2 separate regions of the Homo sapiens genome follow, and region 2 is linked to region 1. Evidence: read pairs that join two places in POLR2A ChIA-PET (ENCODE). Cell type or tissue: PC-9. All regions are shown on one strand.

The links. Peaks named below come from ENCODE experiments on the same cell type or tissue, not always from the same donor. Only the 100,000 strongest peaks of a DNase experiment are listed, where the experiment ranks them.
Region 2: POLR2A ChIA-PET joins it to region 1 with 5 read pairs; 2 of 35 experiments call an interaction of 5 or more read pairs at or near these places.

What each region holds. Positions count from the first base shown.
Region 1 is chr13:112,790,431-112,794,430 of GRCh38, forward strand. The region is part of intron 2 of ATP11A (ATPase phospholipid transporting 11A); the gene reads left to right. It overlaps LOC124903252 (a long non-coding RNA gene), which reads left to right. Exons shown (of 2, transcript XR_007063947.1): 2 at 1-4,000. Among named protein-coding and RNA genes, the nearest start is that of ATP11A-AS1, 38 kb to the left of the region's middle. RefSeq lists an enhancer at 1-371. In PC-9, no CTCF peak of the experiment used is centred here; a DNase peak (open chromatin) is centred at 1,781; H3K27ac peaks cover 3,347 bases.
Region 2 is chr13:112,692,042-112,696,041 of GRCh38, forward strand. All of the region lies in intron 1 of ATP11A (ATPase phospholipid transporting 11A), which reads left to right. Among named protein-coding and RNA genes, the nearest start is that of ATP11A, 4.0 kb to the left of the region's middle. RefSeq lists an enhancer at 1-151. In PC-9, no CTCF peak of the experiment used is centred here; a DNase peak (open chromatin) is centred at 2,220; H3K4me3 peaks cover 1,308 bases; H3K27ac peaks cover 1,118 bases.

The DNA.
Region 1 (4,000 bases):
TGCTTAATTCACACCGGGTATTCTGACATGTAGACTCCTGTGGAGACCTACTTAATTCACACCGGGTGTCCTGATGTGTAGACCCCTGTGGAGACCTGCTTAATTCACACCGGGTATTCTGACATGTAGACTCCTGTGGAGACCTACTTAATTCACACCGGGTGTCCTGATGTGTAGACCCCTGCGATAGACCTCCTTAATCCACACCGGGTGTCCTGATGTGTAGACCCCTGCGATAGACCTCCTTAATCCACACCGGGTGTCCTGATGTGTAGACTCCTGTGGAGACTTACTTAATTCACACTCAAGCATCCTGGCATGTAGACCCCTGTGGTTCTTAATTATTTATGTGCTCTTGAAGAGTTGCACATTTTTAAAGAATATTTTACAACAGAAAAGGTCACCTTTTCAAAGCCTTTTTTATGGGATTAATTTGTAACTACAGGATTGCAAAAAATTTTAATAGCTTTAACCTCTAGAAACAGGATATGTAAATGCTGAAAAACAAAGTCCCAACCAGATAAGTCCTGTGGGTGGTTTCCCAGTCATGATTCATGGAAGGAGAAATGTACTGATGAGAAATCACATCCAAAATATTGTCTCTGCAGTGGTAATACTTACAAAGTCGACGCAGTCTCAGGCGGAGCTCACTGAAGATGGTTTCCAAGCTTATATGTACTTCACCCATCCCCCACCCTCCAGCCCAAAACAAATCCCAAACATACTGCTTAGAACTCAGCCTGCGCAGCCCAGAGGTACAGAGAGGCAGGAAGCACCCAGGTGTCCACATACGGTGCCATTGTGGACTTGTAGGGCAGGATTCCAGGATATGGGTGATGGGCGTGTGGAACCGCGGCGCCCCCTGCACAGTGTGGCTCATTTGAGCCGGATGGGGGCCGTGAAGGCATCACCCAGCCTGCCCCCTGGGAGCTGGCTTCTCCCTTCCTGGGGCGGAGCTCGCCCGACAGCCCCACATGCCTGGTTCTCCCTGCAGATGAGGGTGCTGTGTGGGGTCACAGGGAAGAAACCAGCAGCAGCGGCAGAGCTTGATCCAGGCATTGGAGGAGGGTCCTGGTACCCCTGGCAGGGGCTGGCGGGAAGCTGCACTTCTGTCATTGCCCATGGCGGCTTTGGAGGAGATGACAGAGCATGGCGAATTCTGCCTCCCACTCCTGACCCCTCTGCTGTGTCATTCAAGTTTTGTCCTTTTCCTACTGTCCGTTTCGAACGTCACTGCAGGCAGTGGCCTCGGTGGCTTCGCTCCGCCTGGCCCTGCTCCCTGGCTCTGTGCTACCCTCTCTCCCCCTCGGCTGGGCCCTTCCTCTCCGCTGCTCCCTGTGGAACTGGAGCCCCTCAAGGTCTCTTCAGTTTCTGATCCGGGGAGCCCTGCAGGTTGTCAGGATGGGTTTTGTGGGCTTATTGCTGCTTTCCAGGACCTTTGAGAAGCCGTAAGTCTCCTTCCTACCAGGAAGCCCTCACTCAGGAACGCACAGACCGGGGTCAACAGGCTCTCAGGAGCGCCGTCTGCGTGCAGGTGGAGGGTGTGGCGGGGCCAGGAGAGCACTTGGCCGCCTTTCATCTCAACCTCTGAGGACAGAAGGGGGCTCTCAAATCCGCCCATGCATTGAGATCTTCGCTCTTCACAGAGGTGGGATTAGTAGCTTAGTCTCAGTTTCAAGTGGATGAGGTTGTGTAATTTCAAGGGAAAATTACATCCGGCAATACCTCTTTTGCTAATGGAACTCAGGAAGGAAAGGCCCTCAGAAAGGCTGGAGTCTGGAATCTAGGCAGGTAGCTGGCCTGACAGTAACCTTGATCCAGGTAAACCAAAGTGGAATTCTCGAGCCTGGAATTGATGACTCATAATTGTTTTCATTTAACAGCTCAGGATGTGTGAAAAAAAAATGCTGTTTAATTTGTAAGACCTAAGTTTACGACTGATTTTGGAGAATACATTTGTGATAATGTATCTATGTTTTCCTGGGGTGGCGGAGGAAATGATTTCTACCTAAAAAAAAGAAATGCTAGTAGTTAAGACTTTTTAAGTGCCACAGAAGCTTGTTCTCAGCAAGTTTGCTTTTATGAAATCAAAGGATGAAAGCCTTTGTCATGGAAGAAGTCGTAATAGAGGATGAAAATGCTGTCGGGTTATTTTTAACTTCTCATCTGTTTGACGGAAGTGCAGTTACTGGTGATAGGTGATGATAGAGTTTGTTTCCTTCTTGGGGGAGAGACTTTGGGCAGTGTCAAAACCTGAAATGACAGCCCAGCACGCCCCGTTCCCTGCTTCCTGTGCTGTGCAGAGCTCCCCCAGGCCTGCTTGCACCCCCCACGTGGGGAATCCTGAACTCCACAAAGGGATGGATCACTGCATGCCTCCTTTTCCAGATTTGTACTTTGGGGCACAGAATTCACATGGTTCCCAGCTTTGCCCACAGGAGGCTACAGAATTAAATGTTGGCTTAGACTATACTGTCCCTCCATGCCTTCAAGAAAGTTGAATCCTTCTGGTAATTGGGGAGAAAAAATTCCCTCTGCAATTCGTAGGTATAGCCAGTGTTTTCATGACTTCTATTTGTATAAATGATTTCCATGTTTATTATATCATGTAATCTCTAAAACAACCCTGTGAGCCCACCAATACTGATTATTACCAATGTATCCATGAGGAAGCTGAGGCTTAGAGCTCAGTCATGTGCCTGAGGCCACAGAAGAGGATAGAGCCCCTGTAGTCTGGCACTGGGCTTGGACTTCCTTCCGCAGAGCCAGGGGCCCTTTCTTTTCATTTTTGAGACAGAGTCTCTCTCTGTGCCCAGGCTGGAGTGCAATGGTGCGATCCTGGCTCACTGCAACCTCCACCGCCCGGGTTTAAGTGATTCTCCTGCCTCAGCCTCCCAAGTAGCTGGAACTACAGGTGCCCACCACCACACCTAGTTAATTTTTATGTTTTTAGCAAAGATGGGGTTTTGCCATTGTTGGCCAGGCTGGTCTTGTACTCCTGACCTCAGGTGATTCACCCGCCTCGGCCTCCCAAAGTGCTGGGTTTACAGACGTGAGTCGCCGCGCCCATCCAGGGGCACGTTTCTTAACAGCCCCTCTGGGTGCTCACGAATTTCCGGCATCAGCAATCCACCATCCTGGCATAATTTTCTGTGTTTTGCATCCCTGCCTCCCGGTCATAAACAAAAGAGTGACCTCAGTTCCATGCGAGTGGCTGCTTGTCCCAAGCAGATGGGTGTCCGGCGTCCCCGCCTTTTTCAGGACTGTCAGGTGGGCCCTGTGGTGCTGGAGCTGTGTTCAGGTGAACACTAGTTGAGGCTTCAGACAGCTTGTAGGTGCTCCTGCGGGCGCCTGGGCTGCTGGCAGGGGACAGTGCCCGGGTTCGTCTCGCAGCCAGAGGCCAGAGGCAGGCCAGGTGAGGCCATGCTCTTCCCTGTCTGCACACCACACTGCTGGCAAGTAACACAAAACAGAGACTGGCTACCCCAAGGGGCAGGAGGCAGCGGAAACCTGAGGCTCAGACACTAGTGAGGCGTTCCAGCTCAGGGCCAAAATCAGAGCCAGGGCAGCTGTGGACTCTGGCTATGGCGTCTGTCGTACAAGTGAGAAACGAAAAGAATGACTGTCCCGTGTCATTCAGCAAAACACATGGTGTCTTTGGAGGTGAAGAGAGGTGCCAAGCACCACTCGGTTTTCCCAGATTTCCTGTAGGAGGAAAACCACTTGGTTCTATGCTGTGGCTTTCACGCCAGGAGCTCCTAGGATTGAGGACGTCTACTGATTGTATCACAGTCGAAGGGCCCAGTGTTACATTACATTGTGTCCCCAGGCAAATACTTACATTTTTACAATTCAACAACGATGAGCGAAGGATAACTGTCCACCATTGTCAGCCTTCCCACTCTAACGTGTGGAATAAAATGCTCATTTCAGTTGATTGTATCCCGATGGTACTGCTGTGTCAGTGCAGTCACGACCCTTTAAATGAGTTCCCTGGGAT
Region 2 (4,000 bases), 98 kb before region 1:
GTGTTTCACTGTGGTAACGTTATAGAAGACCCAATCACAGTGACTATAGGTAACCTGCAGTGTAAGAGAAATGCTTTATTGGGCGGAAGCTTCTGTTCTCAGTTGTGTCGCTCAGAAGTGTGGGTCCCTAGACACCTTATTTTCCTGCTTTGTTTCCTTCGAGCGAAATGGAAGAGGGAAGGGACTAACACTCACTTTGCCCGCGGTGTTCCCAGTTCATTCCGTTCCCTTCTAACACTCAGTGTTAAAAAGGAGGGTCACGTTGTGGGGCTAATGTGCAGCCTCTTTCCATAGAAATGAGAGATGGATGGGCCAGCCCGGCTCACCCTTTGGAGAATCCCCCCTTCCCAGCCGGTTTCTGACCCCTTCATCTTGGGAGGGGGACAGACAGACGTCCAATTTTGATGCTTGACTCCCTTTCTCCAGGCCTTCAGCTGTTTTCTGTTATATAGATCTATATAAGTGTTTGCGTAGCTTGCATTTTTAATTCCCCTTTGCTGTATTATTACGCTTATGGCATCACATTTTCTTTTAATCTAAGCGGTAAATATTCTTTAGTGAACTTTTCCAGCATATACATTATTGGATAACGTCTCGGGAATACGAGTTGTGGGATAATATTATTTCTGTTTTTCTCATTCCACCTGTGTTTTTTGCAGTGTATTCATCTGGCTACCTCACCCATATTTACACACAGAGCCATTCATCTCTATCATTTTAAGTTCATGTCTATGGTATTAAACTAATTTGACTTTTTCCAGAAACAGTCATGATCTGTTTTCTTGTAATTGCGTTATCGTCCACTATGTAGGACTAAATTATATTTCCTTTTGCTACAGAAAAAAGAGTCTGGGATTGAATACTCATATTTCCTCATGGTTTCCTTATGTGACTTACTTTATTAAAAAGGATAGATAAATAGACCCTGTTCCTTCTTGGTGTTCACATAGTCAGAATTCCTGGGACAAAGAAAGCTTTCCAGCTCCTTCTGATGTGTGAGGGTGGCTAAAAGATAAAGAAGTCCTTGGAAAACATTGCTGTAGGCATTTTATTGTGGATTAACCCTGGAGAGATAGCAGAGGCAAATGAGTGAGAGAACAGATGAAGGTTAGGCCAGGGTAGCCAGGTACTCCACACTGTGTGTTACTGGTGGTTTGGGTGTTTGGATGGACCGGAGCCATGCAGAGATACTTTGTATTTGTAAATGGTGCCGTGTTTGTATACCATGAGGAGTGCTTGTGCTTATGGGGTAGTGTATGCTCCCTGGGGTGATGTATGTGCTCTGGGGGGCGTGGGGAAAAGCGTGTGTGCCGTGGGGTAGTGTATGTGCTGTGGGGTAGTGTATGCTCCCTAGGGTGATGTATGTGCTGTCGGGGGCGTGAGGTGGTGTATGCTCTCTGGGGTGATGTATGAGCTGTGGGTACGGGGAGAGGGGACGGGGTGGAGAGTGTGTGTGCCGTGGGGTGGTGTATGTGCTGTGGGAGCCATGGGGTAGCGTGTGTGCCGTGGACTGGCGTATGTGTTGTGGAGTAGTGTATGTGCTATGGGGTAGCATATGAGCCATGGGGTAGTGCATGTGCCATGAGGTAGTTTGACCTCCATGACGTAACACTTTAAAAGCACTTCTAGGCCAGGCGCGGTGGCTCATGCCTGTAATCCCAGCACTTTGGGAGGCCGAGGTGGGTGGATCGCCTGACATCAGGAGTTCAAGACCAACCTGGCCAACATGGTGAAACCCTGTCTCTACTAAAAATACAAAAATTAGCCGGGCATGGTGGCGGGTGCCTGTAATCCCAGCTACTCAGAAGGCTGAGGCAGGAGAATTGCTTGAGCACAGAAGGCGGAGGTTGCAGTGAGCTGAGATCGCACCATTGCACTCCAGCCTGGGCAACAAGAGCGAAACTCGTCTCAAAATAAATAAGAGTATTTTTAACAGCATGGATGGAGAGCGAGTTCCATTTCCTCTTCAGAGCTGTAAGGTGAGCAACACCGATTCAGGTAGTTTAAGTTCCGAGAGGAACCAGGGCAGCCTCAGCGGGTAGCTTAGATACTTTTCTTAGATACTCTCTGGGCAGTGGCCTGAATGCTGAGTGGGAGCCTCCCTGCCCTTCTTAGCCATGTGGCCTTGGGCAAGTGGCTTAATTCCTTCTGCCTCAGTTTTCTCCTCTGAGGGTAAGAGCAGTACTCATTTCATAGCTATTGTGAGGGTTGAATGAGGTAATCTGGGTGGAGAGCCAAGAATGGGGAAGCTCTCAGTCCGTTTGTCATGCCTGGCTGTTAACATAGCTGAGTCCCTGGGTAGGGTTGGCTGGGGAGAGAGCAAACCTATGGGCTGCCAGTGCTGCTGCTCAGCTACCTGTGGGTCCCGGCCTGCTGGCGTCGTGGGTCACAGGAGAGGTAAACCGGGCACCCTGACACTGAGCATGGTGTGGAGCTCAGGTAGGATTCAGAAAGCTTTACACGCTGTGGTAAAACAGCCCTTGATCTCTGTAAGGCTGAGCATCCCGGCGTGGGCAGGATGCTTCCCTCCCTCTTCCCTTCCATGCCTCTATGTAGGGCATTTGATTTTTCTTCAGAGTTCTGTGGGTCAAGAACTCAGTCTTGTTATGGTCCTATAATCTTCTTTCAATGATTCAGCCCAGATATTCCTTGTTAGTTTTGTTCTTTTGCCTGTCAGAGCTTCTGCTTGTTTCTACCTTACCATTCTTGCTTCTTAACATTCTAAGATAGAAAACATTGAAGGATCTGAAGGATTTCCTTGCTGACAGTAGATAATTACTTTCAACACAAACTGTTATAAGTTTTTTTCTAAGAGAAAAATAAACATTTTTGCTTCCCGAGAACTTGAAGCAGTGCTATATTAGAGTGTGTTAAACCTTCTAGAAAGTCCAGCTATTTATATGCATGCATACATATCTGCTTCTTTTATTTATTACCGAATGGTGTATAATGTGAACATCAGTGTTCAACTGTGAGGTTGCCCCTTCTGAAAGACAGACTTATTTATTTAACTCAGTTATGCCAGCCCCTGTTTTAAAATTTTAGAAATGCCACATAATTTTGGAGTTTCTTTTCCTAATCCAGGATTAGACGATCCAGTGGGACCTTGCTGTTGTTCAGCTGCTGGAGTCTACACCACAGGAGCACTAAGTTAAGCTGCTTTAGCTGCCAAGGTCTTCAGGTATTTGAAATAAGTGAATCCTGAGGCATAGAATCCAAGACTAATAATCTGTCTCCAGCAGTGTGGTGGCAAGCCTGCAGTACAGACTCGTAAAGTGTTCATAATGAACAAATGTTTAACCAGGCAGCTCATCACACGAATTCACCAAGCACCCTTCTTGTCTTCAGGGCCTCGTGTCTTCCACCTGGACATTCTAAAGCAGTCTGCCCAGATGCATAATTTCACCTTTGTGTCTACACAAAGGTTGAATCATTTCCATTGCTTTTTGGAACCCTGTTGAATATCTGCTTATTAGGAACAAGCATCTTGAGGTGCTTTTATTTCTTGCCAGGGAGTGAATTTAATAACCTAGAGGGAAAAAAGTTTGTATTATTAGGTTTGGCTATAGTCAGCTAAATTTCTAGGGATAAGAACACTGTCTTCAGTTTACAATTAGTTAAAACTGTGTTGAATCCATGAATAAAAATACATAGTTGCTTAACTACACATGAAATCCTCTATTTACAGATGTATTAAACCCTAAAACCCAAAATACAAATTGTTCTCTGGTGCTTGGAGCATATGTTCAATAGAAACAGGGTTAATAAAAGATTCTCAAGTCCCAGACTTATCAATGTTTTTTTAACCAAGTTAAATGCTGGTAAAAATGCTATTTATTTGCAATAAAAATCAATAGCAAGCAAGTTTTACAGAGTAGAAATTCAAGAAGATCAGATAAGGGATGATTTTCTCTTTCACTTGGATATTATTATCTGAGAAGAACAAAATGGTACATCCCAGAGGTGCCGAGGTTAGGCGTCGGAGTCTGACAGACCCACA